2 separate regions of the Mus musculus genome follow, and region 2 is linked to region 1. Evidence: chromatin loops called from intact Hi-C (ENCODE). Cell type or tissue: left cerebral cortex. All regions are shown on one strand. Each heading gives the region's core, and the rest is flanking DNA. Links, peaks and the distances in the headings are about the cores only. Region 1 has its middle 23 kb from the start of Mesd. Region 2 overlaps Arnt2 (aryl hydrocarbon receptor nuclear translocator 2).

What was found. Peaks named below come from ENCODE experiments on the same cell type or tissue, not always from the same donor. Only the 100,000 strongest peaks of a DNase experiment are listed, where the experiment ranks them.
Region 2: it touches region 1 in a loop (5-fold over the local background); 25 of 42 quality-filtered maps call a loop at or near these places.

Annotation. Positions count from the first base shown.
Region 1 is chr7:83,908,652-83,921,177 of GRCm38, reverse strand. No RefSeq gene overlaps it. Among named protein-coding and RNA genes, the nearest start is that of Mesd, 23 kb to the right of the region's middle. In left cerebral cortex, for the core only: a CTCF peak has its summit at 6,408 (motif pointing left); a DNase peak (open chromatin) is centred at 6,403.
Region 2 is chr7:84,349,753-84,362,278 of GRCm38, reverse strand. Arnt2 (aryl hydrocarbon receptor nuclear translocator 2) reads left to right here. Exons shown (of 19, transcript NM_007488.3): 2 at 611-725; 3 at 7,712-7,759. Among named protein-coding and RNA genes, the nearest start is that of Gm30873, 19 kb to the right of the region's middle. In left cerebral cortex, for the core only: CTCF peaks have their summits at 4,345, 5,883 (motif pointing right), 6,485 (motif pointing left) and 7,839; DNase peaks (open chromatin) are centred at 3,661, 5,482, 5,912 and 6,480; H3K27ac peaks cover 2,157 bases.

The sequences.
Region 1 (12,526 bases), core at 2,086-10,085:
TAGTGGAGATCTATAAGGTGCCTCCACTAGGGTGTCCAAACCAGGCAGAGGTGAGAGCTCCCCTTGGAGCAGGGAATGACAAAGGTCAACCTCTAGAGAACACACTTCTGCCTTTTGGCAGGCAGGGGGAGTAAGGAATCCTATGAGCCCTGCACCCAGGTGGAAGCAAGTCTAGCTACATCGTGTACAAAGCTGGAGGAGTTACATGCAGATGACTGAAGGCTCTCAAAGGGGGATCCCTGTCTCAAAATGCCTGGGGATCCTCCAAAGGCAGAAGTTGCAGGAGGAAGGGGTTCCACCAGTATTTTGACTGGAAAATCTTGGCTGAGATCGCAGTTAGTAAGGGATATCTCACAATGGTCTAAATCTAAATAAGTCTAGATGCCAGCGAGTTGACACAACCCTTGCCACAACACTGGACACTCAGAAGCACTTTACAGCACGTACAATAGAAGACTTTCTAAGCCATTCCTTCATTCTTCCCTTTGTGCCTAGACCATCAACAATAGAGGACACGGGAGCAGAGGAGGAAAGCAATAGAGAAGAGTCGGCCTCATTCTCCTGTGGGTGGCCAGAAGGCTAGGGAAGTAGAGAGCAGGAGAGATGGATGGGCAGAAGGAAGCCCTGGTCGTACCACTTCTGTTTCCACATAGTAAATCCATCTACCATAGGAAGCACAAGTTAATAGTGGCTGAACAGCCAGATTGCAAAGCCCTTGCTTAACAGGTGTTTACAAGCTGGTACTAGCTGGCCAGTCACCAAGAAAGCTTGAGTTAACAGAGGTGTGCTTGAAAACAGCTTACGAAAACTGGCAATGACTTCCTGTGCCTATCAGATCAGCCCGTGCAGCCAAGAGACCACACAAACTGCAGGGGACTGCAAGAATTCACACTAGGAAAGAACTAAGTCTCAGATATGGATGGGATTCTGTTTGTGTATGTGTGTTAGTTTGGTTTGGGTTTGCATATAGCCTGGGCTAGCTGTAAACTCAGTATGTAGCTAAGGATAACCTTGAGCCCCGGATCCTCCTGCCTCTACCCTCCAAGTGCTGGGATTACAGGCATGCACCACCATACCACGCTCTAGGTGCATCTTCTACATAGATTGGCTTTTCTCCATCTTCTAAAGTGAAGTACTCTATATTTAGTTGAGTGATAACTTCTGGGGTAGAGCAATGGCTAATCTTAGTTATACAATTCCTTGACTATACAAGGAATTAACTAAAAACCCAAGCAGCTGGGCACACTTGTGCAGGAATTTTCTTGGTTGGATTATGTGAGGTGGAAGACATACCCTAAATCTGGATCACTTGACTCCAAAGGATCCACCCTAAATCTGGACCACACCTTCTGTGGGTATTCCACATAGAAGGACGGGGAAGAAGGAAGCTGCATGCTCTAGCTCTTGTCCTCACTCTCACCGGCATCTCTCCCGACTCATTCTTTCATTGGTGTTATAACTGAGTTCTTGGGGATTCCAATGTAGAGTGAAAACTGGCATCTTTCTAGACCTCTCTGGAATTTCAGCACCAGATTAGAACTTCTGAGACATCTGGTCTTGTGGACTGAACAACTAGTATGTAACATGCTCATACTAGTGGTTGTTCAGTCCACTAGACGTGTGTGTGTGTGTGTGTGTGTGTGTGTGTGTGTGTGTGTGTGTGTCTGTGTCTGTGTCTGTGTCTGTGTCTGTGTCTGTGTTTAGTTTAGTTCCTTAGAGATCCTGACTAATACAGATAGGGAATGCCCTCCTAAACACAGTATCAATGGTGCATATCATTAAGACTAAGACTAGCTGATACAGAACTAAAGAGGTGACTCCGTGGTTAAGAACACTTGCTGATCTTCCTCCAGGGGCCTTGAGTTTGGGCCCCAGCACCCATGTTAGGCAGCTCAGAACTGCTGTAACTCCAGCTCCAGAATGCACATATCCACATGCTGACAAACATCTATCCATAGTTTGTAAACAATTTACTTATTTAAAAAACTGGGTGACACAACTATGTCAAATTATTGAAACTAAATAATGCTGAAAATAAATGCACAGAGGACATGAGTTAAAATGTATATCCCAGGTAGGAGATGAATGCTCTGAATGCCTGTTGCTCTGACTGTCCCCATACCCCTTCTCCTACCCCAGAATTCTACTCAACTCCTTAGTGTACCATGAAATATCTGAGGCAGTGCACATCTTTGGACCTAAGCTATATTACCTTGGGATAAATTCCCAGATAAGTAATTAGGAGGGCAAAGAAAAAGACTGTTTTCTAGACATTGGTTTATAATGGTAAATTCAATCTAAATGGGCTATTTCTACTTTTCAAAGACTTTTGTCTTGGAAACACTTTAAATGAATACATAAAAAATATCATGAGTCACTACAATCCACAGACCTACCCCCCCCCCCCACACACACACACCAAGAAGCCAAATCACAAGGAGGGCCCAAAGAAGGATGGTTGAGTTTTTCTCAGAAGGGGAAATAAAATAGATATCAGAGGTGAATGGATGGAGGGAACTAGGTAGGAGAGGGGATGGAGAGAGAAGTGGGGAGGGACCAGGAAACAGAGAGCAGGGGAGAGAAAATGGAAATCTGCAAAGGGCAGTGGGGTAGAGGCATCTCTAGAATTTACCAGAGACCTGGAATGAGGGGAGGCCCCAAGGTGCCTATGGGGAAAACTCTAGCTGAAACTCCTGGCAGTGGGGGATATGAATCCTGAAGTGGCTACTTCCTGTAGACAGGCAGGACTCTCAATGGAAGGATAAGGACAGCAACCCACCCACAAAAGAAATCTTCCACCCAAAATTCGTCCTGTCTACAAGATGTTTGAAGACAAAGAACAGAGACAGAGGGAATGGCCAATTAATGACTGCTCCAAACTGAGACCCATTCCATGGGCAAGAACCAACCCTGACATCATTAATGACACTTTTTAGGCTTGCAGATAGGAGCCTAGCATAACTGTCTTCTGAGAGGCTCCACACAACAGCTAATGAAAAGAGTTGCAGAAACCTACACCCAAACATTAGATGGAGCTCGGAGAGACTTATGGAAGAGCTGGGGGAAGGTTTGGGGGACCCAAAGAGGACAGGGACTCCACAGGAAGACCAGCAGAGTTAACAAACCTAGACACATATTCAACAGATCTGCAGCTTGGTTTTCATGCTGGTTCCCCAACAATTCGAGCAGGGGCTGTTCCGGAAGCTCTTGCCTGCTGTGGATCCTGTTCCCCTAATGGGGCTGTCTTGTCTGGTATTAGTGGGAGAGGATATGCCTAGTCCTGCAAGGACTTGATGTGAGGGGAAGGAGGGAGGGAGAGAGGGTGGGTGAGGGTGGGAGTAATGGAGGGGGGCTTCCCTTCTCAAAGGAGGAGAGAGGGGAATGTGGGGAGGATCTGTGTGAGAGAGCACTGGGAGGAGAGCTGGGGCTGATATTGAGATGTAAGGTGAATAAATAAATTTTAAAATATTTTAAAAGTAAAGAAAAATAATAAAGTTAATAGAACTAGAAAAAATATTGTGAATCACCATGGCTGATGGGTTAGCTTTAATAGTCACCAATATCTCAATGGTCACTTGACTCTTCAGCTGGGAGGGGTGCTGATTTAACCAGTCTCTGATCACTGGCCTATTTCACGATGTGCATGACCACCATAAATAAAATAAAACACTGCACCACGTGTTCTTTTCATAAGTCCTTGGTATCACTGATGCATGTTCTTTGGAGCCACAATCTGCATGCTTGTTGATGCTCTTCTTCTACAACGCTGAACGGCTCTGCAGAAAAGTTGCTCCAAGTAATTCTTCTAACACCGCTGTCCAGGAGGGTCGAGTTCTTTTTTATTTCTTTCAAAGTATTTACTTTCTAGTTCTTTTTACAACCCACTTGTTTAATAGTTTAATAGATGCACCTCACTGTTCTTTCCAATGATATCTTATAACTACAGAAGACACGGACACACATGGAATTTTAACACATTTGCCCTTATGTAAACTGGCCACTTCTGATAATTTTAGTGGTTTGTTTGTTTTTCTTTCTTCCTTTTTTAAAAAAGATTTATTTATTTATTTTATGTACACCATTGCTCTTTTCAGACACACCAGAAGAGGGCATCAGATCTCATTACAGATAGTTGTGAGTCACCATGTGGTTGCGGGAATTGAACTCAAGACCTCTGGAAGAGCAATTGGTGCTCTTAACCACTGAGCCATCTCTCCAGTCCCCTCTTTCTTTCTTTCTTTCTTTCTTTCTTTCTTTCTTTCTTTCTTTCTTTCTTTCTTTCTTTCTTTCTTTCTTTCTTTCTTAACTCTTACTGCTTTGTAGGAAATATTTCTATATATAAAGTATCAAGTGTCTAATAGTCCTGGCCACATGGGAAGTCACGACAGGAGGTAGAAACATGAGTTCACAAGCTTGAATCAAGCTGGGCAATGCAGTGCGACCCTGTCTCAAGAAACAGGAAGAGGGAGAAAAAAATGCTGTATAGAGGTGAAACTTTAGGGAAGAGACTAGGCTAAGCCATTAGGCTGAAATCTCCATAGTCTGTGACTGGTTTTTAAGGCCTTTTGAGGAAAGAGACCAAGGAGCCCAAGTGCAGCATTTTTCTAACGAGTGTGTAATAACACACAACTTGTCACATCACCTGTAAGGTCTGGAAGTCACAGAAAATTCCAGATTGAAAGAATTCTGCTCACTGATAATCTTTTAAAAGTAAACTTATAGTTAGACAATGCACACAGATATAAAATGTGCCTTAAACATTCTCTCACTGTGTCAGGTTGTTTCATATAAGGGCTTTTGAATATATTTCTTCATGATTCCTTTTTAATATTTTATGCTCCTTTATTATGTTTAATTCCCAAAGAAAGGAGTTACAGAGACAAAGTTCGGAGCAAAGACTGAAGGAATGACCATCCAGAAACTGCCCCACCTGGGGATCCATCTCATAAACAACCACCAAACCCAAACACTATTGCAGATGCCAACAAGAACTTGCTGACAGGAGCCTGATATAGCTGTCGCCTGAGAGGCTCTGCCAGTACCTGACTAATACAGGGTCCCCTATAAAGGAGCAAGAGAAAGTACCCAAGGAGCTGAAGGGGTTTGCAGCCCCCTAGGAGGAACAGCAATATGAACTAACCAGTAGCCCCAGATCTCCCTGGGACTAAACCACCAATCAAAGAAAACACATGGAGAGACTCATGGCTCTACCTGCATATGTAGCAGAGAATGGCCTAGTTGGTCATCAATGGAAGAAGAGGCCCTTGGTCCTGTGAAGGTTCTATGCCCCAGTATAGGGGAATGCCTGGGCCAGGAATTGGAAGTAGTTGGGTTGGTGAGCAGGGGGAGAGGGGAGAGGATAGGGGATTTTCAGAGGAGAAACTAGGAAAGGGGATAACATTTAAAATATAAATAAAGAAAATATCTAATAAAAAAAAGAACAAAAAAAAAAGAAAGAAAGAAAATAAGAAAAACAGAAAAAAATTCCCAAACATTTAAAATATAAAAAAAGAAAATATCTAATTAAAAAAGAACAAAAAAAAGAAAGAAAGAAAGAAAGAAAATAAGAAAAACAGAAAAAAAAATTCCCAAAGAATATTTTGTGTGTTTTGAAACAATTTAGTATTCAACATTAGATATAGGATCCTCTGTTATGGGTAGTATTAAATGTTCATTAATGATATTTTTAGGATGTAAAAGGATATGAATATAAAAGTTTAACAAATTTTATGTATTATTTGATTCTCAAAATATTCAATATTATTAATATGTTTAATGTTTAAATGCATTTAAATAATAAAAAATTTTAAGAGAGAAAAGAGTGTTTGGAACTGCAAGCAGGTGGGTCTGCAGAGAGGCCCATGGAACAAGACCCAGAGGCAAATTGAGGGAACTAGGGCAGACTTCAGAATCCAAACACATGAGTTCAAACCTCACCTTTGTCTTTGCTTTGTGGTTGGACTTTGGGAAATTGGCTGCTTCTCTGGACTGTGGCTTCTCTCTGTGTAAAGTAACATATATATCATTATCACATAGGGCTGCTGAGGGTGATATAAGTTATTTAGTATATTAGGTGCTCACATGCCACGGTCAAAGTCAAGTTTTAGTAGTTGGTCCTCTCCTTCCACCTAGTGAATGTTGAGGTCAAACTCAGGTTATGAGGCTTGGTGTGCAGGGTTTCTTTGCTCACCAAACAGTCTCTCTAACCTAAATTAATATAGGTCATGTTAAAGGATGCATAGGGGTCAAATGATCACTTATATTTCAAAGATAAATTGAGTTACAGGGGTGTATTTTCACAAAACACGAGTTTGACTGAGTAATAACTGAAGAATTCTTACCAGAGGACCTCAGTGAAAAAACCCCAAAGAGCTGGAGAAACAGCAAGGCACAACCGGTCTCTGCTGCCCCCTAGTGGGAACCACTCAGATTTCAAATCGATTCCTCAAATGGGAAGGCTATCCTGAGAGCAAAGGACTGTCTTGTTTTTTCAGGACTATACAGAAGAGACTCTAGCCTTCTTTTCTCTTCTTCTCTTCTCTTCTCTTCTCTTCTCTTCTCTTCTCTTCTCTTCTCTTCTCTTCTCTTCTCTTCTCTTCTCTTCTCTTCTCTTCTCTTCTCTTCTCTGCTTTCCTTTCCTTTCTTTCCTTCTCTCTCTCTCTCTCTCTCTCTCTCTCTCTCTCTCTCTCTTGAAATGAGATTTCAAATGGCCTTGACCCCACAATTCTATGGTTTCAGACTCTCAAGCGCATGGACGTCAGGTGTGCTCCACCTCCTCTGATTGAGTCTTGAGAAGGTGACGAGGCACTCACTACCCGTTAACATCACCGGGCAGGTCCCTTTCTGCCTCAACCCACTACCCTGTAAATAAGCTGCCACATCTTACCTGCAGAGCTGTTGTGAGAATGCGCATTATCTCTAAAAACCTAGCTATGCTCGCTGCTGTGCACCGCTCTACAACAGAACTTCTGGAAAGCTGACTCAGCATTCCCAGTTCTTCAGGGCCTTTTCCTCTCAGATGCTGCACAGTCTGATAATAGGAAGATAATAAAACCAGGTTTTAATCGGGATCTCTTGCAACAGAAGAGCGTTCTGAGCACTGGAATTTATAGCTGAGGCAGGGTAGAGTCGGGGGATGAAGACAGCAGATAGCAGATACTGCCAAGTGTGAGGGGGTCCTGGCCAAACTGGCTCACTGGGTCCTTGCTAAAACATCATGTCAGAAGTGGTAAGGAGTGAAAACATCAGACATTCTATCTCTCTTGTTTCTCTTCACTGTGACAGAATGCAGGACATAAAACAGTTTAAGCAGTTTGTCTTCCTCAGAGCTTCAAGCCCTTATTGCTTGGTCCCATGCACTAAGGCACAGTGCTGCGGCAGTATAAGCAAGTGAAGAAAGCTGTTCGTAGGAACGGAACCAGAGAGGAAGGGGTTGGGGACCAGAGAGAGCCTTCAAAGGCACGCCTCTAAGTGAGCTTCCTCCAACTGGACCCCATCTTCTAAATTTTCCAGAACATTCCAAATATTTCCAAAATAGTGCTACCAGCTGGGGACTATGCTTTAACACACAACCGAAGAGACACTTCACATTTGACCCATATCTATATGAAGTGTGATATCAAGGGTATGGGATGCGAGGAGAACTGACTTGACAGGATTCTTGCCAAACTGGGAGATATAAGTTTGCCATAGATGAATGCTAAGGGCTGGGGCCTAGTGGGCTTGAAGGAGCCTGACTTATGTTTGATCAAGGAGGTGAATCTCTTTCAGATTCCATCAGAAAGGATTTAAATCTTCCAAACCTTCCATACTCCTCATGGGGTCCTATTTTACCATCAGGTCTCACAGTCAAGAGCTGATGCCTGAGTACAAGAAGGACTATGCACATTGCATCATGCCAGAGAAAAGAAAGGTCCCCTGCTTCCTGCAAACCTCCAGTCAGAAGCCAACCATGGTGATCCACACCTATAACCCCAGCATTTGGGGGGGGCGAGGCCAGGGGATTTCAAGTTCAAACCCAGCCTGGATTACACAGCGATGTCTGGTCTCGGGGCTGGAGAGATGGCTCAGCAATTAAGAGCACTGACTGCTCTTCTGAAGGTCCTGAGTTCAAATCCCAGCAACCACATGGTGGTTCACAACCAATTGCAATGAGATCTTGATGGCTTCTTCTGGTGTGTGTGAAGACAGCTACAGTGTAGTTAGATATAATAATAAATAAATCTAAAAAAAAGAGAAAGACAAAGCAATGTCTAGTCTCAAAAACAAAATCAAACTTGAGTCATAAACCAGTTTAACAAGAATCCCTCTTCCTTGATAGATAATCAAATCCCTCTTAACCATTGCTGCTCAAAGCTGTACACTCTGCCCTTGGCTATAAACCTCCAGCTGTCTTCACTGCATTCTCAAGTGAGCCCTTTCTCTCATCACAGGGTCAGTAAAGGCTCTCTCCCTCTCCCTCTCCTCTCCCTCTCCCTCTCCCTCTCCCTCTCCCTCTCCCTCTCCCTCTCCCTCTCCCTCTCCCTCTCCCTCTCCCTCTCCCTCTGCCTCTCCCTCTCCCTCTGCCTCTCCCTCCCTCTCTCCCTCTCTCTCTCCCCCCCCTCCTCTCCTCTCCCCCTCCTCTCCTCTCCCCTACCCTACCCTACCCTCCCTTCCCCCCTCCCCTCCCCTCCCCTCTTTTCTTTTCTTTTCTTTTCTTTTCTTTCTTTTCTTTTCTTTTCTTTTCTTTCTTTTCTTTTCTTTTCTTTTCTTTTCTTGAGACAGAGCTCAGATACTGTCATTTGGCTTTGAAATCTCTGAGCAGCTGAAGATGACCTTAAACTTTCTGTCTCTACTTCCTGCATGCTGGGATTATAAGCATGTGACACCACTCCTTCTACAGTGCTAGGGCTCAAACCCAGAGCTCTGTGCATGATAATTACTTTTCTGTTGCTGCAAGAAAACAGCAGGAACAAGGCAATGTATAGAAGAAAGAGTTTATTTGCCTTACAGTTCCAAAGGGTTAATAGTCTGTGGGGATGGAGTGGAGGAAGCAGGTGGCAGGTGGCTGGAGCAACAGCAGAGTTCACATCTTGAACCACAAACAGGAAGCAGAGAGAATGTACTACAAATGGCGTACGGCTTTTGAAACCTTGGAGCCTGATTCCAGTGATGGGCTTCCTCCAGCAAGGCCACATCTCCTGAACCTACTCAGTGCCACCAGCTGAACCAATATTCAAATACCCAAATATAAGGGAATCTCATTCAGATCATTGTAACGTTGACTTTTTCAAGGCTTACTTTCAATGATGGTTCTTGGATGCTCTAACTTCCCTTTTAGCCCACCACCCAGCAGAGGTAGTGAAAAAGAAAGGATGGGTAGAGGAAGTGGACCTGTTTAGAAAAGGTTCTTTGGAGCAACCCCCATCTGTGTTGTCTGGAAATCAGTGGTTCACAGGTCAGCAGTGGCAGCTTGATCTACTCACAAGCACTTCACAGATAGACCAGCGGTCCAGTTTGGTAGAGTTGGGATACCAAACATAAATAAGCAGCAGTGGCATTACCTTGCAGAGATAGCCAGGCCTCAGACTTGGCACAAGTCAGCCAGATGGACCAGGGAGTAAGGCCAGGAAAAGTTCTCCACTGTGCCTCTCTCAGCAAAGTGAAGCTCAGTGAAGACTCAAGACCAACAAGAGTTGTTCAGCTAGCTCTATAAGCAAGCCAAGCTCAGCCTCCATCACTGTCAAGTCCTTTTTATACTCCTGCCAAACATCTTGTGTCCTCCACTGGTCTTGCCTCAGTATATAAATCTGTCTCAGCTGACATCACTCTGCCAATCAGCCAGAGTCTGAGGAAACAGCAAGAAACTGCAGCATACCACCACAAGTGTTTTTGGTGCATTTCTCTTTATGGAGTCCTGACAAATAGAGCTCAACCATGCAATGTAAGATGGACCAATTCATGCATGCTGTTAGCAATGTTAGCTAGCCTAGTTTACAAAGTAAGCTCCAGGTTAGCCAAAGCTAATCCCCTGCCTCAAAAACAAAACTACAAGCTGGGCGGTGGTGGCGCACGCACTTGGGAGGCAGAGGCAGGTGGATTTCTGAGTTCGAGGACAGCCTGGTCTACAGAGTGAGTTCCAAGACAGCCAGAACTATGCAGAGAAACCCTGTCTCGAAAAAGCCAAAAAACCAAACCAAACCAAAACAAAACAAAAAACCAAAACAACCCCCACCAAAAACAAAAATATAGGCGTATAATGAGATTCTGTCTGAAAACAAACAACCTCCCCACAAACACACACACACACACACACACACACACACACACCCAAGAATAGAGGAAGAAAGATAAAAGTAAATTATTTCATAGGAAAGACTGGTTTTTAAAATTAAAAATTGTATTTTGTTCTTTTTGTTTCTTTGGGGGTTTTGTTTGTTTGTTTGTTTGTTGTTTTTGTTTTTGTTTTTGTGACACAGTTTCTTTGTGTAACTGGAACTCAGGTTGTAGACTAGGCTAGCCTCAAACTCACAATGATCTTGCCTGCTTCTGTCTCTAGAGCACTGAGTTAAAGGGTATGTGCCACCACACCCAGCTATAAATATTTTTTTACATTTACTGTGTGGTGAAGGGAGCGTGTGCATGCATCGTGGCAGGCATGTGAAAACAGAGGCTGGCAGGAGTCCGTTCTTTCTTTCCATCAGGTAGGTTCTAGGGATCAAATCTAGGTGGTTTGGTTGGCAGCAACACAGTGGACAGGAAATCTCACTCATTAAGGCTTACAAGTTAAGTTAACATTGTTGCCTGGCACATAAGTGATCAATAACTATGTGGGGATTTTTGTTTTTACTGAGTTGACAATATGGCCTGATCCTGCTGATCACCTGGATTTATGGGTCCACTCTGTAGAAATCAGAAATGCAAAAACTTCTCCAAACCTGCCCTTGTAGATCTTGAACTCTTAGAATGTAATGGCAACATCCAACCCAGGCCAGGCTAGAAGCCTGCCCAACAAAAGTCTCTGGGCCTTCCATAGCTGACCAGTCACAACTGAGCTATTGAATCAGTCCCTGGCTGAGGAGGATTGACTGGCCAACCCCACATGAGGACACCCCAGGGGTCAGGTGTTCATCTCTGGTCTCCACGACCATCCAGCAAATGCATCCCGACCAAGGCTGGCAGGATGGCTGGAACCTTGGGCTGCAGCACAAGTTCTATAAAGGGACAGACAGGTGAATGCTTTGGGGTATCCACCCGAGATTACTCAGACCTAAGTTTAAGACAACAGAAGTCTTTATTAGCCTGCCAGTAACTACCCTGGGTGTTCAGAATCCCAGTGTAGCCTTAAGCCTTTCTTCAGGGTGAGGTTTTGTTTGTTTGTTTGGTTGGTTTTTAACAATAGACTTTTTTAAAAGTCAAACTTATAAATTTAAACAAATAATTTGAAGAGTTTTACCCAGTGAGATACAATTTAGTATGTACAAAAAAATAGGAGGGAGAAGGGCTGGGAAGGGAAGGTTGCAGTCCCTGGGTTGTTGGTGGCTGAAACCCAGAGGGACTCTAGGCAAACCTTACCTTCTCACAGATGTATGGAGCTCAGGATGCAGATAGGGTTCTCAGAGGCTACAACGATGCTGGTTTCATGAGATGGAACCGAAGGCTGAAGCAGGAGAAGGTATCTGACCATTATGATCACAGGCAAAGAAGCTAGGCCTCAGGGTGACTGTTTACGCACAAAAACTATATCCTGGGTTGACATACTTCAGTTAACAAGAACAGTTAGCCAGAAGCAGAACTACAGAAGCCAAAAAGCAAGGTGAGTCCATGTAGAGACTTTCCCAGCACCATGGACTTTGATGGATTAGGTCTTTGTTCTCATTTTGGCAGGTGGTGCTGTCTACGAGCTGAGTTTTACAGCCTGAAAGGTACTTCCATCATAGAGAGGGGTGTGCTAAGGTCTGGGGTCCTGTTACAGGAGGATAATCCCAGAGACAGGATTGATCTGACTCAAACGCTTCTGCAGAGTCTTCCCTGGAGTCATATCTGGCTCTTTATGGTACAGTACAAGGACAGAGAGGCTATAACCACTAGGCTGCCAAGCATAAATCCTAGGCAGGGAGATGGAAACAAGACAAATGAAACTCTATTTCCTCGGTGATGATAATGACATCAATCTGAAAATAATGGTCAGAGATAATTGCCCCCCCAATCTTTATCAAGTGAGAAATATGTCTTGGAAAAGGAAGTTCTTGTTGTATTTTGAGGTGGAATCTTATGGATTCCAGAACTGACTTGATCCCCCTCTGTTGCTGGCAATGACTTGGACTTGCTGGGTTTTCTGTCTTCATCTCCCAAGTGATGGATTACAGCTGTTCACCATCATAGCCAGAGTCTTTGATCCCCTGTTCTTACCTTGTTTATTATTACTGTGTGATGGCATGCATACACACACAGACACAGACACACACACACACACACACACACACACACACAGATACACACACACACACACACACACACAAACACACACACGCACACGCACACGCAC
Region 2 (12,526 bases), core at 1,492-9,491, 440 kb before region 1:
GAAAAAGAATATTATTCCCATCTGTTGCCCAACATTCTCTTTCTTTACATTAGTATTTGTTCCTGGAAAACTGTCTAGAGATACCTGGGTGCCACAGCATGTGGCACCCTTATGAAGCCTAATGGGAGATTCTCAATGCCCCGGAATTCATGGGGTCTTACAGTGAGGGCTTCTGAAGCTACTAAGGGTGGGTGACTAGGCTAGTATGGGAGCAGAGGGGGAGGTCAGTGGGTACTGCTTCAATTACTTTTGAGACTTAGCTTCATCCAGGGCACTATGGTTGATGCCAATTGTAGCCGTCTCTCAGGCTTTCTTTCACCTCTACCTAGACAGCCTACCTGCCTTCAGGTGACAGGGAGAACCGAGTCCCTCTACTGCTGCAAAGCTGCGCTCATGGTTCTAACCACTGCTCAGAGGTGGAAGACTGGAAAGCCCAGACAGCCCAGGGCTGGCCCAGTTAAGTGACTGGCAGTAAGCGAAGTGTCAACCCCTCCAGGTCCTTGGGTTGCCTCCCAGGTGGGCTTTCTCGGGGTAGTGTGATAGTTTTCTTTCTCGTGACTGGCTTCTTTTTCTGTCATTAACAAAATTTTTTGTCTCTGTTGATTTCCAGAGATGGCGTCAGACATACCAGGATCTGTGGCCTTGCCTGTTGCCCCCATGGCAGCCACCGGACAGGTGAGAATGGCAGGGGCCATGCCTGCCCGAGGAGGAAAGCGTCGATCCGGGTAAGCAGACTCAGCATTTCCAGGAATTGGACTTAGTAACAGTTGAGCAATGATCTTGACCTGTTAGAAAAGTATTGTTTTCCCCCTCCAGGAGAGTAAAAGCTCAGCCTTTTGCATCCTGTTTAGATTTTGCAAGATTCCTAAATATGCACATGATTTGCTTCTAAGTGCTCCGGGTCCTGGCACCCAGCTGGGGATTTCTGTTTGCTTGCCCTTGTAGTTACTTTGCCTGCCATGGGATCCCGCTGGGCCGCGCTTGTGCTAGCTCTCTGAAGGGAGGAGTCCACTCTAAAACTGCCTGAACATTCCAGCCTCATTTGGCAGATCCAGCCCCAGGGACTGTAAATGATCTAACTGGGGCCCTCCAATGTTTCCTCCAATGCTCATCTTTCCTAGGAATATGCAAGAATTCTTTTTAACAGGACTCAGCACCTGAAGGCCAGCCAGATGTGTTCAATGTTGCTCAGACAGTAAAGTGAATAAGTATTGTCAACTCTACTGGATCTGATAGGTCACAGACCAGTTTTGAGCAGATGAAACCAACACTGGCACCTTCCTGTGATGAAAGATATCAGTATCTATACTTAGAACCCCAAATCAAACCAATCAAAGCCCTTCAGGAAAACATAACTGGTATTTTCCAGCTCAGTCTATTACTCAACTCTGTTTCCCATTGATGCTGTTTTCATTTTCAGTGTAGTTAATAAACAAGCTATCTCATGAGGTGGCTCAGTTTCTGATCACACACTCTGCCCATGATTGCACTTATCCAGTGAGAACAGAGCACACCTTCTATAGCCCCAAGACTGCAGGCTGGGCCCATATTGAAATGGTCCAACATGTTAATCCCAAGAATCTCTTCCAAACCTGCTGATTCTTAAAAAGGCACAAAGGCAAGGAGACAGGTGCACGCCAGGGTCTGGAATGGAGTGAGGACAGGATGCAACAGTATGATAATGCCACCCTATGATAAGGACTGCAGTGCCCACTGGTGTCTTTGGAAAGGGGCCTGAAAGGTGCGTGGTTACCGTGACGATTCCGAGGGCTGAGAATCTGAACTTGGTGGTGAGGCCAGCCTCCCTGGGTCTTGTGCACTCTCCAAGGAAGCAGTTCTCTGTCTGCTGCGCCTGGGTCTCCTCAGTGGGTGCCACAAAAAAAAAAAACCAAAAAAAAACAAACCACCTGATAAAGGCCACAGCTTGCCTCTGGGCTGCCTGCACAGCTACCTGCTATCTAAGCCATTGTTCTTGCTAACTGTGGACAAATCCTGCAGTATGGATTGCTAAAAGAATGTGTAGAGTGTTAAAACATCTACTTTTCAATTAAAAAGTCCAAATTATTTCAAATGTTACCCCCTTAACTCACATTCTTTAGAGAAAAACCCCATTGTTCATCCTTGTCGGTTTCTAGAAGACTAGGCTCTGTAATGAATACTCTAGGTTGGTTCAAGTCCAGGCAGAAATGCTTTGCCTCACCCCATGCTGAAGACCCATGAGCCCTCCCTGTGCTGGGGTGAGTTCATCTGTGAGCCTCTGCTTCCTCATGGTTTGGGCTGGTGTACACAGCAGTTTTCCATCTTAGCCTGCAGTACAGATCTTGCTTTCTGGACTGCTTAAGAAAATTTGATCTAGGACTGAGTTCCATATCTGAAGAATTCCCCACAGCTGTCCTGTCTTGTAGTTTTAGTTTCTTTTCCATTGCTGTGATACACCGTGACCAAGGCAACATAGAGAATGAGGGGTCTGTTTGAGGGGTAAGGAGCCATCACCTCCACAGTGAGAAAACATGGCAGCAGGCAGACATTGTAAGGAGCGCAGCAGAGAGCTCACATCTTAAACCACAAACAAAAGCATAGAGTGTCCCTTGAAACCTCAAAGCTGCTCCAGTGACACATGGCCATACCTCCTAAGTCTACTCAAAAAAGGCTACCAACTGGAGACCAAGTATTCAAATGTACGAGACTGTGGGGAACATGGCATCTCATTCAAACCAACACACATACAGAGAGAGAACAGACACAGACAGAGGCAAACAGATGGAGACAGACCATACCATGCCCTCCTTGGCACTAGAAGCTAACGTAGACCCTGGGCAGGCTGGCACTTAGGCTTGGGTTCAGATCCACATACAGCTGAAGAAGAGGAAACAAGCTATCAAGAAGGAAACAGACATGAAGGTAGGTGTGCAGTGGCCTCCAACACCCTGAAGGTGGGACTGAGGCTCTCTGGAGGCAGGCCAATGAATTGGACCTTCAGCAGGAAGCCTTTGTTATCTTTCTTGGAGTCTTATGCTGCTTGCCCTGTCCTACTGTCAGATGGTGGGAATCAGACACCATGACTTAAAAAGATTCATCCAGGGTCTAAGAAGGGAACCACTTCTTTTGCAGACCTGTTTCCATAGTAAGTCTTGGTGCTTTCTTACATCTGGCAGGGTTTTTTTTTTTTGTTTCTGTTTGTTTGTTTGTTTTGTTTTTTGTTTTTATATCTTCTCATGAAATCCCAGTATTGGCATCAAAAGGCTGATAGCTCCATCAGGGCCTTGTACTATGGCTGGCATTGACTGTTGTTTGCTGTCACTGTCACCAGCATGGTGTCTCCAACTGTTCCTTCTGTTAAGATTGTGAGGCATGCTTGAAGAGACTCAGAGGGATGTGGAAGAAGATAGAGTATGAGGGAGAAAAGCCAGCACTGGCGTGCCCTGGCCCGTTCCTTTCCAGGTCTCCCTCTCTCACCTGCTAGTGAAGTGTTCCAAGGGCTCAGACAGTCACCCATTCCTCTCCAGTGCTTCACAGCCTCATAGAACTGGCCACACTGACCTCTTGAGGACTTTGGATCCTTCTGGACATGTGCCGGACCTAGTGCTGTGAGTCCTTCCTGGCTGGGCTTTCTTCCCACTTCACTGTCAGGACTTCACAGTGAGCCTCTCAGCAGGGTGCTGCTCTCCTCCTGGCTGCCTGGACACAGGGTGAAGGTTCAGAAGTTTTAGATTCTTTGCAAAGTAGCTCCACATGTGTGGGAGAAATGAGCTGAAGCAAGTCACCTGACATACATTCTTGTTGTGACCTCCCTAAGCTCAGCAAGAGAGGGAGACTCCCACCCAGCAAAGGGGCAAAAGCAGCTTTTAACCTCACTGAGGAAGTGGCCATGAGTTAAGGGAGACGATGAAGCTAGCCATCAGAGTGGAGGGTGGAGGCTGCATACAGCGATGGGCAGGAATGTATCAGTTCCTGCCACTGCCTTGTATCCAGGGCTGAGCTTCTAAACCACTATCACTAAGGGAAAATCCCAGCCCTTGGTAGACAGAGTCAGGAGACTCTGGAGTTCAAGACCAGCCTGGGCTAAATAGTGTGACCCTGTTTTAGAAATTAAAGAACAAGAGAAATAAAGAGGTGTGAGGGAAAGAAAGAGAGGAAGGGCAGGGATGACTCTGTAAGTGGGTCTTCCTGGAGTGGGAATATTTTCAGACATGTTGCCACTGCTCTGTTCTGGGGACCTGTGGCCAGGATCAGGACTGCTCCTGCGTAGCCAGTGCTGGGCAACTGTACTAGAATGACCTTTCTCTTTGCTTGAGAAGCGAATGCTCTGTGCAAACTCTTATGTGATGCTGCACTGTTATTCTTAAACAGCACCGCTAGGGAGACTCCTCACTTCTTTCTCACTTAAATTATGCTGCGAAATGCCTGTCCGAGCTTCTTGTTCAGACCGCCCAACAGGAAGTAGGGTCAACTATGTTTTCAGCTCACTGTCTGGAGACTCACTCGTTCACCGTGCTGAGGTTCGTTTTGTTTTTGTTTTTGATTTTTAGAGAGAATACAATAGGGCTTAAAGTCACATTTTGATTTATTTTATTATCCAGATGTTTCATAATAAGAGAGAAACATAAAAAACAAAGGATGATTTACTATGCTTCTCATCCCAGAAGTAATAAGCTCAGCTTATTGTAGTCATATTTAACATTGGACATGGTGGCAGGGACCTGAACGTAACACCAGGGCAAGTGTTTTGAAGTTTTTTTTTTCATGTGTGTGTGTGTTTTTTTTTAGCGGTCTGTGTGTGTGTGTGTGGCATTGCTGAGGGACTAGTGAAACTGAGTGGCTCTAAATACTCATATGGGGCTTCTGATTTATCTCCTAGACTGGACCCACTTTATTTGCCTTTCAAACTATTAACAGGATTGCTGTCTAAGTGTGAGTTGACGCTCACACAAGTGGCAGGGGTAGTTTCTCTCTATGCTGTATGTATGTGATTGCATACATACTCGTGGGTGGGAAGGTACTGTTTCTCTCCATTCTACATGTGTATGATTGTATACACACTTATAGGTGTTGGGTATAGCTTCTCTCCATGTTACACAGTATGATTGCACACGTTCTCAGGTAGGAGCCATAGTTTCTTGGTCTTTAATTTTTCATATACAAGTCATGACTCCAGGTTTCCAATGAACTCCAGTAGACTCAGGATCTAGACCACCCTTTTCTTTCACCTGATGCTGGCCTGATCCGAAGCTTGCCTAGCAGGGCTGGAACCCTTTACTACACCACTCAGTTCTTCCTATATCTATTCTGTAGGGTATTGAGTAAAGAAAACTCTGTCAAAATGAGGATGACAAACTATCCTGACTTGCTTGTGACTGTTTCAGCACCAAAGTCCTGGAGTCCAAGAAGACCTGCCCTTGGTCACTCCAAGCATCTCATTGATCTTTAGGCCTGGATTGAGGGCCAACTAGTCAGTTATGTTTTGTAGGAGTTTGCTTATTTATTATAATCCTATCAAAGGCCCTTGAGATGGCTCAGTGGTATGGGCACTTGCTGCCATGCCTAATGACCTAAGTTACATAACCATATCCACAGATAGAAGGAGAAAGCCTAATCTCTCACATGTCCTCTATCTCCACAGGCAAACGCAAGAGTGGAAGAGCTTGCTCTTTCTCGAGCGTGCTCTGCTCTCTCTCTCTCTCTCTCTCTCTCTCTCTCTCTCTCTCTCTCTCTCAATGTTACAGAAGCTGTGATATCAAATTGAACTGAATGGGATTTTAAAAATAACTGTGTATATTACACCTATTTACGGTTTTGATGAATCCAGGCACAAATCATTTGGAATTTTGAAAACGTAGGTAGTTTATGAAGGCAGAAAAGGTGATCTTTCCCTTTACAAGCACTAGGTGGCAGTGTGGCTCTGCAAAAATGCAACTGACCTCAGTTAAACATTTTTGGTGGTTATTTTCCACAGGCAATTTCCAGGAAGGTGAGATGATAGCTTAGTAATTATACAGGATATTAATGAGCTTTCTTTATTTAGAATTCCCACATTCAGCTCCATTTGTCCTGTAGACAGCTCTGGCCCAGGGCTGAACTTCCAAAGCCATGCTGTGGAGAGCGATACATGGTCATCTCGCGGGTGACATGCATGTGGTCTTCTGTCTTTTCCCTTCATCCTGTCCATCTCCGTTCCTCTTTGTACAGAGGAATTTCTTTCATCACAACTGCCATTTTTGTTGTGAGGACAGTTGGGTTTTGAGGACCAAGGATCTAAGTGGATGAGGGATCCCGTCAGGGAATTCTGGACATGTCAACTCAGGCTGCACTGCATATAATCCAGAGCAAAGACATGCAAAAGCTGTCCTCATTCCCTTCATTTTGCCGTATCTGATCCTAGTTCCTAGGTCCCTCGAGTTCTTGCTTAGCCACACATCTCACTGGGGCTCATCTTGAGGTATGTGGACAAGTATGCTCTTTATGTGTAACATGACTGCCTCCTGGTGGCCTGGGTGCCCCATGCATTTCCTGGGTCACTTATTCAATCCCTCAAAGACTAGGAAATGAAGTTCACCCTCCCTATGAGGGACCAGAAGGTGTGGCCTCTGTAACTGTGGTCTTCTGGCACATACTTCATTCTCTGCTTGTTTATTGTTTGAGCCGAATCTCACTGGGTATTCTCCATTCTCATAATAAACTGCTAAAACATGGAATTCCTCAGACCTCCAGTCAGGCAGCCAGCCTCTCTCCTGCTTGGATCATGAGACTATATCTCACCAAATCCTTCAGGCCTACTAAAAACAAGCAGGGTGATATAGGGTCTGCAGATGGATGCCACACTCAAGAGCCATGCTGACTGCTCATTTCCTACCGCAGAAACTCTGGGTGCACTTGATCATGGTTATGTTCCCCTCTGCCCTAACATCTTCCAACCTGTGTGTGCTGACATCAGAAGCACTTGGGCCTTTAAGAAGGATCATTTGGAGTGTTAGTTCAGTAAGAATTCACCAAAACATTGATATTAACAAGGGGAGGCCCAGCAGAGAAGAATCTCAAGAGTAATTCTGTGAGCTTCAACGAGCAGACAACCAGCTTCAGTGATTTTGGTATCAAAGGCCCATTTCCTCCTCAACAGCCTGTTTGATCCTGGGTGTAACAGGCTGGTTTTCTTGAAGGACCTTTGCCCTGAGGTTGGTAGAGACTCACCAAGTCACAAGCAGTATTCTCAGACAGCTTCACTGTCCCCTGATATTATGTCATCGCCCTTTGAACTTACTGTCTTCCAAATCCCTTGAGCAATATACCATAAAAGTAAGAAATTAAGTGCTGGTATAGAATACATGATGTGGATGGACCCACATACTCCAGGGATGATGGCAGACAAGAAACATTGATGCCTTCACACAACATGGCCTGAGTCATCCATTGGTGACCTGAGAAGCGTCAAAGGGGGACAAGTTGACACTTGAGTATTCCTATTTCTGACCAGAGAACTAATAGTGAGTGTACTGGAGACCTTTTGTTTGTAATTTTTTTCTCTTGAGACTCTGCGGATACTGTTTAGCATGGCCAAAGGTCGGAAGCATTGAGCAGCGATGTGATGGGGTGAAAATTGGAAGCATTGCATAGCGATGTGATGGGGTGAAGACTCCCCTGCGTTCACAGCTCATGTAACCAATTAGAGTCCTCTGAGAGTTATAACTAGTTCTTACCTGTGCCTTTGACTTTCCAGAATGGACTTCGATGACGAAGATGGTGAAGGTCCCAGTAAATTCTCAAGGTGAGTTTATTTTACCTTTCTTAAGCCAGTAGCCAGCAGTCACATGACTGTCATGAACAGGCACTTAGTGCCTTTTGTCACTGAGCAAGCCATTGCCTGATCTCTGGCCCTCTTGTGTACGTCTCATTTAATGCAAGTATTTGGCTTGGTGGCAAGCAACTTAGTAATCCTGAAGTGTCCCAAGCCTAGCCTTGTGGTACATGCTTGAAATCTCAGCACTTGCGAGTATGAGGCAGAAAGATGGCAAATTCAAGATAAACCTAAGGCATAGAGCAAGATTTTGTCTCAAAATAACCCATAGCAAATGTGAGTTCTTAATCCTGTTTGCTTTTAAGTTAAACAGTAACTACTAACTTTAATGGTCTCCCTTTAAAAAAAAATCTTAGGGTTCAAGTATAGAGAGAATTATCAACATGAATCCTGTTTGTTTGTTTTTTTAACTATGGAAAATAAGGAGAAATACAGGAAATATGGAGCCTGTCTGGGTTGGTGTCAAGATCCTGACAATCAAGCTATTAACAGCATCTTTGGCTGGCTCTATGGCACTGCTCTGGGTGTAGCCGACCTTTAAGGAAGGCTCCTGGGTCAACAGTGCTGGTGGTATAAGATAGAACCATGACTTCTGATTCTTCCAGTTTGTTCTGTTGGGGCATTTTGGGACACATGGATGTGTGCTGAAGGAAGGTATCATTCCTCCATTCTTACCATACTTTTCATCTGTACCACCTTCTTACAGCAGGGCTTGCCTTGATGCCCTCATTCCTGAGAACTCTTTCTTGGTTATTGTTAACCTTAGAAACTTGCTTCCGGTGATAGCTGCTTGCCTACTGCATTCATACTCCATTTGGACTGACAGTCTTGGATGTTTGAAGCAATTTTGAGAAGTGTGATGTCCCCACAGCACATTAGGCTGGCTGTCTACTTTTCTGCATGAAGGTCCTTTTGGTTCTTTGTAACCGTAACCAAAATGATAGCTGTGAATTAAGCAGAGTTCTCTACAAATGCGGGAGGAATGAATGTCTTGTCCTGCCCAAGGATTTCCAGCCTTCAAGTCCATAGTAAATATTTCCTCATCCCATAAACTTTTACCCCCTGAGACCAGGCTCATCCATTTCCCAGCTTCATCCTCATCTGAAGAATGAGAGATGTGGTAAGAACACATTTTAATACATTAATGACCTTGGAATTCCTATCAAAACAAGATGTGAGCTTCACCAACAATTGATTATCAACAATTATCTCTTCCTATGCAGATATGACCCATCTTCTTGGATGTCCAGGTTTCTAAAGATGTATCTTAGTAGCAAGGAATGCTCTGTTCCTGGAAATCTCTCTCTCATCTCTCTCTCATCTCTCTCTCACCTCTCTCTCTCTCTCTCTCTCTCTCTCTCTCTCTCTCTCTCTCTCTCTCTCTCTCTCTGAGCTTTTTCCTTGCCACACAGCCTCTCTGTAGAAGGAAGAACGACATTGAGTCCTCTATGTCAAAGTTCCTCTTGAGATTATATACCATAGCATTTTAACCTCAGGAAATGGTGATGCTTGGTCTCAGAGCATAAAGAGGAAGAGAAACATGGATTGACATTTGCTTGACATTGCAGGTCAATGTCAGTGATGAAACAATAGTCGGGATATAAAGAGTTCATTGCCTTGGACCTGACTGTGAGGAGGCAGTGACCCCAACACTGTGTATGTAACACGCTGAGCTTTCTAGTGAGTCACATGTTACACAGTCAAGTTCAAACCTTAGCTTCTATCAACCACATCCTTTCCTCTGTGCTTTAAAAATAAGAGAGAGAGATGGAATGTGCTCCCAACATGTGCTGTTACTTACAGAGCTGAGTTCATGGGACCCCAGAGGCACTGACCTCATTATTATAGGGTATTTGAAATAATCCATGGCTGAGGAACCTGTGGGCACATCTGAGTTGCTCAGAGTTGGGGAGACAAACAAGTACACGTCCTACCTTCCACTTGACTATCCAGGGTCTCCTGCCAGCCTTGGTAAGCTACACTCCAAGGCCTCTCCCATTTCCTGCTCCCATGCCTGCAGTTAGTCCATAACAGTTCTATCCAGCAAGGCCTTGGAGAATGTAAAGACTGTGATGCAAGCCAGGTCTATCCTTATTAGTTGATTCATAATCTTAGCAGATGCGGGACTATGATCTCTGTTCCCTGATCTGAGTCTAGTGATCATTCTCAGCTTTTCTCAAGGATGGTCCTAAACCCATATGTTCTGCTTAACATTATACTTCATACCTTGACCTTGGGTTCGGTAAATATGGTCCAAGTCATAGCAGCTGACTCATGCTTCTTGCATTATGGCCCCATTGAAGCAAACCTCAAGTGGGATAGGGGGTAGACAGGAAGCCGTATTGTACTGCCTGATCTCATGTGGACACTATTAGGTTAATTAGGTTATTAGGGTGTTAATGTGGGTGCCCAACGGGGACAGTGACAAAGAGCCCCCGAGGTGGTAGCAATGGGTGACATGAGCTTCAAAAGAGGAGGTCTCTTTGCTCAAGAGGTTCAGAAATGGAAATACAAAGCTTGGGTTCCTTTCCCAGCACGGCCTAAGGAAGCAGCCTTCACTTGCTAGCACTTGGCTTGACTTCTGTTCCCTCTTGACTTCCATTATCAACTCACAGGCACTAACAACACACATAGATGAGCTCTGTCTCTAGAAGACTCTGATCACACCCCAGAACAAAACACAGGCCTCCCTAATGGACCCCAGGACCTAGTGGCATCCTCACAGGGTCAGCACCCTGATAGCACACCCAATCTACAAGCCTGCACGCAGAGTGAGGCCCAAGTATCTCACAGCACCGGGCAGCCCAAGGTGGCTTCCCACTTTAGTGTCCCAGCATGTTCCTGTGTTACAGGTGACACCAGTGGGAAGTGGCATTTCAAGAGTTTGGACAGCTGACAGTCCCAAGCTTTCATCAAAAGTCAATTACACATCAGACTCTCTATGGACCTTATATACTTGCAGAACCAGATCTACTTCAGACCCCTTCCATGTGTGTCAAGGGAGGCAATGAGGGGCACTCAGCCTTAACACATGACTGCATGGCTCCTCTCACTCAGTCCTGCCTTCAGTGTCTTAGGTTCTGGGGTTCCTGCATGTATCCATTGGGACTTCTATTTAGAGGGTCCTCCTCAACACATACTTTCATACCATCCTGTATAATCTTAGCCTTTAGGTCACAGGAGAATGGCACCATGATTGTGCCAGCACCTCCTGGAAGTCATGAGGAAAGTTTTTGAAGTGCTCCCATTTCATAAATGTAAGTCAAAATGGCTCACACACACACACACACACACACACACACACACACACACACACACACACACACACACACACCACTGCTATAAGTAAACTCACACAGCTAGCTACACCTCCTTCTTTGCCCTTGATTCCTCCAGTTGTCCCCCTTGCGGAAAGGCTCTAGTCTTCTTGCTCCAGCAGAATTAGGATGCCTCCTGCATCCCAGCTGTCCTTTGCTGCAGAGTCCTGACCCTGTTCCTACATATGTAGAGGCAGATTTCCTTACTGATGCTACCTGGCTCCCAGCAATTTTGGGTGCTCATAGACACCACATTCACAGGCCTAACAGATTGAGCCCATTGTCCCCTCCCCTGGGAGAAGATGAACTTGGCCTAGTAAATAGGGTCTTAAGGGTGTGCCTTTCTCTTCTCACAAGATGGCATTGCCTTACTTCTGTATCCTTGAAGGCTTTAAAATGAAATCTTACATATCAGTGTGTACCATTTGCTTCTCAGATCTTGTTGCCAGGCAACTGGCAGTTCTCAGCTCTTTAATACACTGCTAGTACCTCAGGCTTATTTCATAGAAAATCTAAGATTATTGTATTGCTTCCTGCACTGGTCAGTGAGTGTGATTTCCAGCTTTTGGATATTGCTGTAATCATTTCTTCCTTTACCTTAGTCTACACATTTAATTTATCTATGGATTCATCAGAGAACTTCACAAAGACCCCTCCCAATGTTTATAGGAAATTTAGTCCATAGCAATATGGCATTGTTGATTACCACAGACACTATTTGAAAGCTTTAGTCTTATCTCTGTAGGTTTGGGGTCACTACTGAAGGACTTTAATGGGTTACACTTGCATTTAGAAACCTGCCAGTCTGTCTACAATATAAGGTCTGTGATGGAGGAAAGAAAGATGAGAGGAGGCTTAGCCACATGGTGCAGTGGTAATAGCTGCTGTGGGCAGGGCATGGGCATGGAGAAGGGAGAAGAGTCAAGAGTTTTTTTGCAAGAGTTTGGCAGACAGAACTTTGTGGTGAAGAAGCTATTCAGCATGTGCTGGACGAGAGATAAGTCAGAGTAGACAATGTGTTCTTATGATTCAGAGGGGTGTTGAATGACGGACTGGAGAGAGGGGAGAAGGGGACCCAGAGAGAAGTGTGTGGGGCTGTGAGACATCCCAAGGTCAGAGTGAGACTCCAGATGGGGTGGGCAGGTTCTCCTTTCAGATGCCTGTTTCACATGACCCTACAGGAACATGCAGGGAGGTGTGAAGGGAGCTCTGGGTCCTGCCTGAATCATCATCTGCTCAGAAGTGCCTGAACTTCTTGTCTGGTCTCTCCTTACATCATCAGCCCATGCACTTTCAGAGTATCACCTTCTCTGAGTGGTCCCACGAAGTGTGAGCTGGCAAGGTGGCGTTACACACCTCTGGGAGCTCTCCCTGCTTTAGGCCTCCTGGACAAATGTCCAGCTGAAGAATGTGTTCTGCA